3 separate regions of the Mus musculus genome follow, and all the other regions are linked to region 3. Evidence: chromatin loops called from intact Hi-C (ENCODE). Cell type or tissue: gastrocnemius. All regions are shown on one strand.

Region 1 (2,500 bases), 82 kb before region 3:
TCTGCTGGGCTCCATGTCTCACCTCTGCTCTCCTTAACACTCTGGAAGGGAGAGACCGAGGAAGGAGTCATACGGAGTTCTTTCTCTGCTTCCTTCCCTCCACCGTATTATATGTAATTAAACATGGAGAGGACCTGAATAGAGATGCTAAATTGCAGTTTGCAATAAACATCATGTAGCCAATTTTCCTAAAGTGGATTTGACGAGCATTCTGCCCCGCCCCCAGTCCCAATCCTGTGAAGGAGAGGAGGAGCGAGGCTGCCTGGCAGGTACCCTGGCACAGCTTGGCTGTCGTAGAATCTGTGGCCCCTCTTTGGGGTTTTAGCTTCTGGTATTCAGAGGACAGTCTCTCCACAACAGCTCCACCCAGCCCCATGTAGCTTCAGCATCCCTCCATCCATACACAGCCACTGGCCTATGGCTCCATCGGGAGGGCCGTGTCTGCTGAAGGGAGGCTCTTGGGGCTGGGTTGCATGTGTGTGTACATGGTGTGTACATCTATCCGCAGGGGTTCCCATGCCTCGGGCTCCTCCGCAGACCCTCTGCTGCAGCATGATACCCTTTGTTCACAGACATCTTGGATTGGGCTACTACAACCAGATAAGCAAACCTTGTTGGTCTCTGTTCCTCTAAGGCCTGGAACTTTGCATGAGGTCTTCTCTTTGGTATCCTCAGCCTTCCTGTTCTTCCCTCCCTTCTCCCACCTCTCTACACTCTTTCCTCCTTGGAGTTAGCAGATGCACACAGGTAGGAGCATCTATCCACCAGTCTTGTCCCCCTCCAGAGCCACTATCATGTCATCATAGGATACTGCTGTCATCACAGCCTAGCCAGTCTTGTCCCCTTGAAGCTGTTCGCCTGTCGCCTTCCACCCTGAGTGATATAATTTCCTTCCTTCCTTCCATCCTGCCTTTTTTCCTTTCTGAGACACAGTCTCATGTAGCTCAGGCTAGCCCTTACTATAGACCCCATGGGTGACTTGCTCAGGTGTTGTGGAAGCTATTTTCTGCTGGGACCAATCCAACACACCCCTCTCTCTGCCAGGTCACCTTGGCATCTGCTGCCCTCCTATCTCTTCCACCCCAGTGGCTATCCTCCTGGCACCCTTTCTCACTCTTATCTATGGACTGTGAGTGACTGGGTGACTAGTTTGACATGGTTTTCTTGCTCAGGCTCTGTTAGTTTTAGTGGGTCTTGGCTGGCCAGTCCCCAGGGGCAGTTCTGGGAGAGGGTGGGCCCAAGCACTAGAATCTCACCTTCCACCAGGGGGCGCTCTTGTCCTGAGCCGCCTTTGTTTCATTCTTCCTGGCCAAGACCCAGCTATATCTGGTACCCTGGGCCCAGCTGAAGAAGGCTGGCATTCAGGAGGTGCTGAGGAGGTGGAGCGGCAGGGGAATGAACACATTCCCTGTTTGGCTCAGAGCTCAGGTTTCCCTTCTACCAGTTTAGCTGTGGGGCACCGGCTATCCCAACATAGCATAAGCGAGAGAAAGCATTAGGGCCAAGGACTAGAGTCTCAGCCCCATTTGCACTCTCTGTCTATGGGTTAAGGCCCTGTTTCCTGAGCCTTAAACCATCACTCTCTGGGACCACGTTAGCAAAGGAGATGGCAACTGTCTCAATAAAGGGCTTGGTATCAAACTATGTAATACACAGCAAAACAAAAATATCCAGGAAGGGTTTGTATATGCATCAAGGGTTGGGGGTTTAGGAGAAACAAGGCTCAAAGAGGGCGTCAGGCTCTGAGCAAGGGTTCACACATGTGCAGGGCCAGGGTGAAGGCCTCTGACTTTGTTTCTTCTAGGTTTACCCTTTCAAAGTGTAGCTAGCTTCATTGTCCCCTGGCCCCATCCCACTGACCTGGAGGACTCCCCCCACCTCCCCACTTTGTGGACTAGGTACAAGTAGAAGGGAGAAAGGAGATCAGGAAAGAAGGCCAAGAGAAGAAGCTGGCTTATGTCTGTGGCTTGCCAGGCATTCTGCCCAGTGTCTTGGCTGGTTTCTGGTTTGTTTGATCTCTAAGCTTACAGAATTAGATAATGTTATTCTTGATGAGCAAAGTCCAGATTAGAGAGGTGAAGTAATTTGTTCAAAGTTCTCCAGGTGGTCAGGTGCAGACTGGCGTGTGGCTCTCCCTGACATAGGCTACAGGGCTTTCTTAGGGATCCTGGTTTCCACATGTAGCCTGGACCTGATGTGGCTTTCTTGTCCCTTTGCAGACAGGGCCCCACCTAGCCCCTGTCCGTTCCCCCCTTCACCCCTAGGGAGGGCCCCTGGTTGCTTTGTCTCTGAGCCTCCTCTTGACAGCTGTGAGGAGGGGGCCTGGCGCTGGCCCCAGCTGGAGCACTGGCATCAAGCCCCTAGACACTCTCTGGTTACACCGTGACAAATGTGTTCCCCAGTCTCAGCTCCACAGGGCTTAGAGCAGGCTCTGTCACCTGCAGGCAGCCGGACACGGCTGGGAGAAGAACCACTAAGAGCTAGAGAGAACTGGGAAAAC
Region 2 (2,500 bases), 180 kb before region 3:
CATGCATGGACTTACATGTAGGCAAAACATTGATATTCATAAAATTAGAACAACAGCACCTTGCTGAATATAGATAGCTACATATTTGAGGAGATAATAAAAGAGCTTACAAGCAAGTCTTAAGCCAGCTGGGCAGTGCACTGCCTTAATCCTGGCACTCAGGAGGCAGAGGCAGAGGCAGAGGCAGAGGCAGAGGCAGAGGCAGGGGCAGGGGCAGGGGCAGGGGCAGGGGCAGGGGCAGGGGCAGGGGCAGAGGCAGGGGGAGAGAGAGAGAGAGAGAGAGAGAGAGAGAGAGAGAGAGAGAGAGAGAGAGAGAGAGAGAGAGAGAGAGAGGCAGAGGCAGGAGGATTTCTGTGAATTCATTTCTGTAGCCTGTTCTACAGAACGAGTTCCAAGCCAGCCACACTTGCATAATTATCTCCTCACCCTGAAAAGGTAAATCTTAAAAAGAAATACGAAGTCAGGCAGTGATGGCGCACACCTTTAATTCCAGCACTTGGGAGGCAGAGGCAGGCGGATTTCTGAGTTTGAGGCCAGCCTGGTCTACAGAGTGAGTTCCAGGACAGCCAAGGCTATACAGAGAAACCCTGTCTCAAAAAACCGAACCAAACCAACCAACCAACCAACCAACCAACCAAACAAACAAATAAACAAACAAAAAGAAAGAAATACCAACAAAGGCATGGTGGTACAGTCCTGTAATCCAGCTCTCTGCTGGCAGAGGAGGAAGTCATGTGTTAGAGGCCAGCCTGGGCTATCTAGCCAACACTTATCCAACAACAACAACAACAACAACAACAACATCGATAAATTAAAGCTGTTCCAGATAACCTTGAGCCAGAAGTCCAGCACTGTTTTTTTTTTAAATAAACTGTACTATATAAAAAAAATGCAAATAAAAAAAGGCATCACTCTTTAAAGGAATATAGCACAATCTAGAGCTTGACAAAATAAAAATTTCAACATATGTCATCTAATGAAAGTTAATAGCTATGTAAAGAAGCAGAAAAGTATTACTCATTGCCACAAGAAAAATCTGCCAACAGAAAAAGAACAAAAGAGAGACGCTGGACAGCGTTGGCAGGCGCCCGATACTGAAGCCGTGATTGTAAATACACTCCACATGCTCAAAATGCAGACGGTAGCACGAGCATGAGGAGATAAGTGGAATATTAAGAAAAACACGATTTATAAAAACGAAAACAGATATCTGAAATGGAAAAAAAAAAAAAAACTCGTTAAATAAATTATTCTGTCCCTGCTGCTGCTAGCACAACCACACGGGGGCGCTCCAATAGTTCTCACGGCCAGTGATGCCCACCACCACCCCGACCCTTCCCTGGGTGACTACATTCTTTTTCTCCATTTCTCAGTATTCTGAGAATACTTCTTTTCTATTTGGTCCCCAATTGCAAGCTGAACTTCGCGTGGTAGTGACCTGTTCTCTGGAGACCTCTGTCAGCTGGTGTCTCCCGTGCTTTCTGGAGATCTCTGTTGACAAGTGTTTCCCGAGCCCCTCTGTGACCTCTGATGGGAGCCATTGATCCTCTTCCACCCTATCATCAACCCTGCTTCATTCGCCGTCCTCCCACAATCGCCCGGGTCTTCTGCAAGGGCAGCAATGCTGAGCCATGTCTCCAGCTCTGACTTTCTCCTTTTTATTCTGTCTGGAACCCAAGCGGATTGGTGTTGTCCACATTCGGGGTGGATCACCCCTCTTTAGTTAAGTCTTTTTGGAAACACCCCCACGGGCACAACGAGGTGATTCTAAATCTAATCTAAATTTAAACGGAGATTAACCATCACAAAGCTCTCATGATGGTGGGCAAGATCTGGCCTCTTCCTCATGGAGCCCCAGATCTAGTCAGGTTTACACAGGGCAAAAATTTGTTGCCTGTGTGGAGAAAGTCCACAGGGAGAAGGAAAACTCCGTTGGAGGCCATCGAAGATTCCATGGGAAAGGCAGAGTTTCTGCTGAGGTTTGAGGATAGCTCAGGTCTGGGCTGTGGGGATGTCAGAGACAGGCATTCTGAACAGAACTACTTCTTCTCGAATTCTCTGGCTTCATTTCTTGTTGTCACTCCTGCTTTCCCCACAAACCCTCCCTTTCCCACAGAGCCCTTGTCTGCCAGCACCAACATTGCCACGGAGCTAGCTCGCCCCAACTAGGTCCCAAGTGGGTCACATACCACCTCATCGTCTCCCTCTTCTCTCCATTGGTTCTTTTAGTGTGATAGTGGCCAAGGTCTACTAACCTTTGGAGATGCCCTGGGGGCCTGGTGGACAGAAGTGAATCAGCAAGGCTGGGATGGAGGCTAGAAGTGGTGGCTTGGATAGATAAGGGCAAGTTAATGATGTTGACAAAGCCTGTGGAGAAAGAACTGGGAGCACACCCAAAGTGGGGACCTTGAACAAGATGGGGTTCCCAGAAACAGATTTGGGGCAGCATGCACCCCCTCCTCGCCTCTTACCTTCCTGGGCCTGTTCCTCCTCTGGGAAA
Region 3 (2,500 bases):
TCTTGTGTGGGTGGAGTACAATGGGTCTCTAACCCGCCCCCCCTCCACCCCAACCCCCCCTTCCACCCCAACCCCCACCTCCCGCCAATGGAATTAACCTGCTCCAACCCAAAACTGGGGAACCAAGCACCAGATACAATGTGCTGAGCTTATCCCTCCGCAAACCCTCTGGCCCTTTGTCCATCCCCGGATTAGGTTAACCCCTAGTGTGCTAGGAATCCTTAGGGGCTCTTGGCAAGTGGCTTACTCTGGGTTCCAGGAAGAGTTAGGGAATTAAAAGGCGTTCTGAAGTTCAGCCTATGCTGACCATGTAAATTCAGAGGCTGAGTTTCTGTGTGCACCGCACTTAACACTATCAGCAAGAAAGTAGCCGACTGGCTGTCACTCTCACCCAGACCACAGTGGCGGCGGGTTCAGCATGCCCCCACGGGTTCAGCATGCCCCTGTGAAGTGGAAAGGGATGTGGAATGTCCCTTCCTGGGACACCCAAGAGGGGAGCACTCCACACTGGCCTAGGTACTGGCTTTCCCAAACTGCTTTCCTGACATCCACCACTGCTGGAGAGGTGCAGCGCCCCAGCACGGAGAAGGCCGGCAGCAGGAGGAGGAGGAGGCAGTAAGGGAAGCAGAGGAGGCCAGGCTCTTGCCATCCAGGAGAGAGTCCAAGCTACACCTGGACAGGCAGGCCTACCTCTCCTTACCAAACTGCCTGGCAAGCCTGCAGAATCACAGTGGCCGGGAATCCAATATTCTTAATAATCCAGAAGTCTCTGTCTGCATTCCAGCCCCCTATTTTGCCACCCCGAGTTGACGACCACGAAACAAGCCTTCCAAGACCCCATCTTATCTCAAGAGCTTGTCTCAGGTTTCTTTACGGGGGACGGGGGAGTTGGCTAGCGAGATACTCTCCCCACTTTGACCCGAATTAGTGTCCTGCTGGCAGCCTAGTTGCTTCCCCAGGGACCCAAGGGGTTAAACCCAGGCGAGGGGACTCGGTAGGATTTGCCTCCTAAACGCATTTTCCAGTTCATTCCCCAGCACAATATGCCTGGGCCGTCCTAGCCTCCGCCCGCCCCCACCCCATCCGTCAGAATAGGCCAATATGGGCCACCCCAGGGTCGGGCGCGGAGTTAACCCCTCTTCTGCCGGCAGCTCACACCTCGAGGAAAGACACGCGGGACACCCTCGGGGCCTCCCGGGAAAGTGGGTCATGCGGCCACCTGGCTGGCATGAAGCCCGTGGAGCTTCCTCCTGGGAGAGCCCTCCGCTTTAGAAGTGGAGTTCCGAGACGGAGCCCAGCCCCGCGCAAGGCCCGGAGTTTGCGATCCCTAGGCGGCCCGACCTCACCCTCCAGAAAAGGAACCGCAGGTGAGTAAGAAGCTGCCTGTGCCGCAGGAGCAGGTTCCGATCGCCCGCTGTGGGGCGATGTGGGGCAGGAGGGGGCCCCCATGAGCCCGAAACCATCTGACAAGAGGCCGCCAAAAGAAATGAAGTCGCCCCCAACCCCCGCCACTCTCCTAGCCCACAGCCCACCAGCTAGGAGACTGACGCCCTCCCCCTGGGGCTGTTGTCTCATACCCCAAGCCCGTGATTACGGTGATTATTTTGCATTTATGTAACACGCAGTGTTTCCAAACTGCTTCTCGAGCTGAGAACTGGTTATTAAATAAATAGAACCCTATTACATATTATTATTTTTGTGAAGAACTGAGCGGAGAAAGTGCTTTCTTGCTACATAGAGACGTGCATCCGATTGCTACCCTGCAGGGCAGGCTGTTGGGCTTCTCAACCCCTTTCTCCACGGTGCCACCTCCTGCCCCCCCTTATCCAAGCGTGACCCAACTTTTCTGGCTCCGTTCGCTCCCTACAACCCGTAGCCTTGCCCATCATCCAGCTCCAAGTCCCGGGGAGGTTCTGGTTGGGTGGGGGGCTATGGAGGGAGGCAGAGGCAATCGCCTTACCTGGGAGGAAGAAGGCGGTCAAGCCGAGAGCGAGTCCCCACCAGCGTCCAGCGGCGCCCGCAAGCCCCATCCGAGCCATCGGGGGGTGGGGGTCCGGCGAAAGGGGCTGCCAGGAGGGCGCTCCTCGCGCTCCAGAAACCAGTCTGGAAGACGAGGGCGGATCGCTGGCGGTTGGCGGGCGCTCGGAGGATCCAGGTCAGCCGCAGCCGTCGGTCGGGGCGGGGTGGGCTGGGTGGGATCCGCGCGGCCGCAATCCGGTCCCCGGCTGCCGCCGGCTCAGAGCCTCGGCAGATGCCCGCAGTAAGTTGCACGAGTCATGCCCCCTTCGCCTCCTCCGCTCTTCTCCTCGCCCCGGTCCCCGCCCTCTTCTTCCACGCAAAGCCCGGCTGGGGAGAGGGACCCACCCCCGGCGCGCCCGGCTACCGGGCTAGCGCGGCGCAGGCTCCCGGCCCTGGGCGCGCTCACACCCTCCCGCTCGGCTCCAACTTGCAGGCGTCCATGGCCGGCTGTTCTCCGAGGGTGGCCGGGCGGTGCGGAGGG

Evidence for each region. Hi-C counts contacts between places; a loop is a spot of excess contacts. Peaks named below come from ENCODE experiments on the same cell type or tissue, not always from the same donor. Only the 100,000 strongest peaks of a DNase experiment are listed, where the experiment ranks them.
Region 1: a loop joins it to region 3, with 12 times the contacts of the local background. A loop is called at or near these places in 5 of 42 quality-filtered maps.
Region 2: a loop joins it to region 3, with 3 times the contacts of the local background. A loop is called at or near these places in 9 of 42 quality-filtered maps.

What each region holds. Positions count from the first base shown.
Region 1 is chr9:43,826,609-43,829,108 of GRCm38, reverse strand. No RefSeq gene overlaps it. Among named protein-coding and RNA genes, the nearest start is that of Gm3898, 2.1 kb to the left of the region's middle. In gastrocnemius, a CTCF peak has its summit at 1,260 (motif pointing right); DNase peaks (open chromatin) are centred at 1,267, 1,973 and 2,322.
Region 2 is chr9:43,923,777-43,926,276 of GRCm38, reverse strand. No RefSeq gene overlaps it. Among named protein-coding and RNA genes, the nearest start is that of Gm23326, 19 kb to the right of the region's middle. In gastrocnemius, a CTCF peak has its summit at 1,285 (motif pointing right); a DNase peak (open chromatin) is centred at 1,292.
Region 3 is chr9:43,744,183-43,746,682 of GRCm38, reverse strand. Nectin1 (nectin cell adhesion molecule 1) reads right to left here. Exons shown (of 6, transcript NM_021424.3): 1 at 1,961-2,500. The coding sequence starts at 2,039. Gm46108 (a long non-coding RNA gene) reads left to right here. Exons shown (of 4, transcript XR_003948147.1): 3 at 1-1,367. Among named protein-coding and RNA genes, the nearest start is that of Nectin1, 1.5 kb to the right of the region's middle. In gastrocnemius, a CTCF peak has its summit at 1,416; DNase peaks (open chromatin) are centred at 1,209 and 2,093; H3K4me3 peaks cover 2,199 bases; H3K27ac peaks cover 1,616 bases.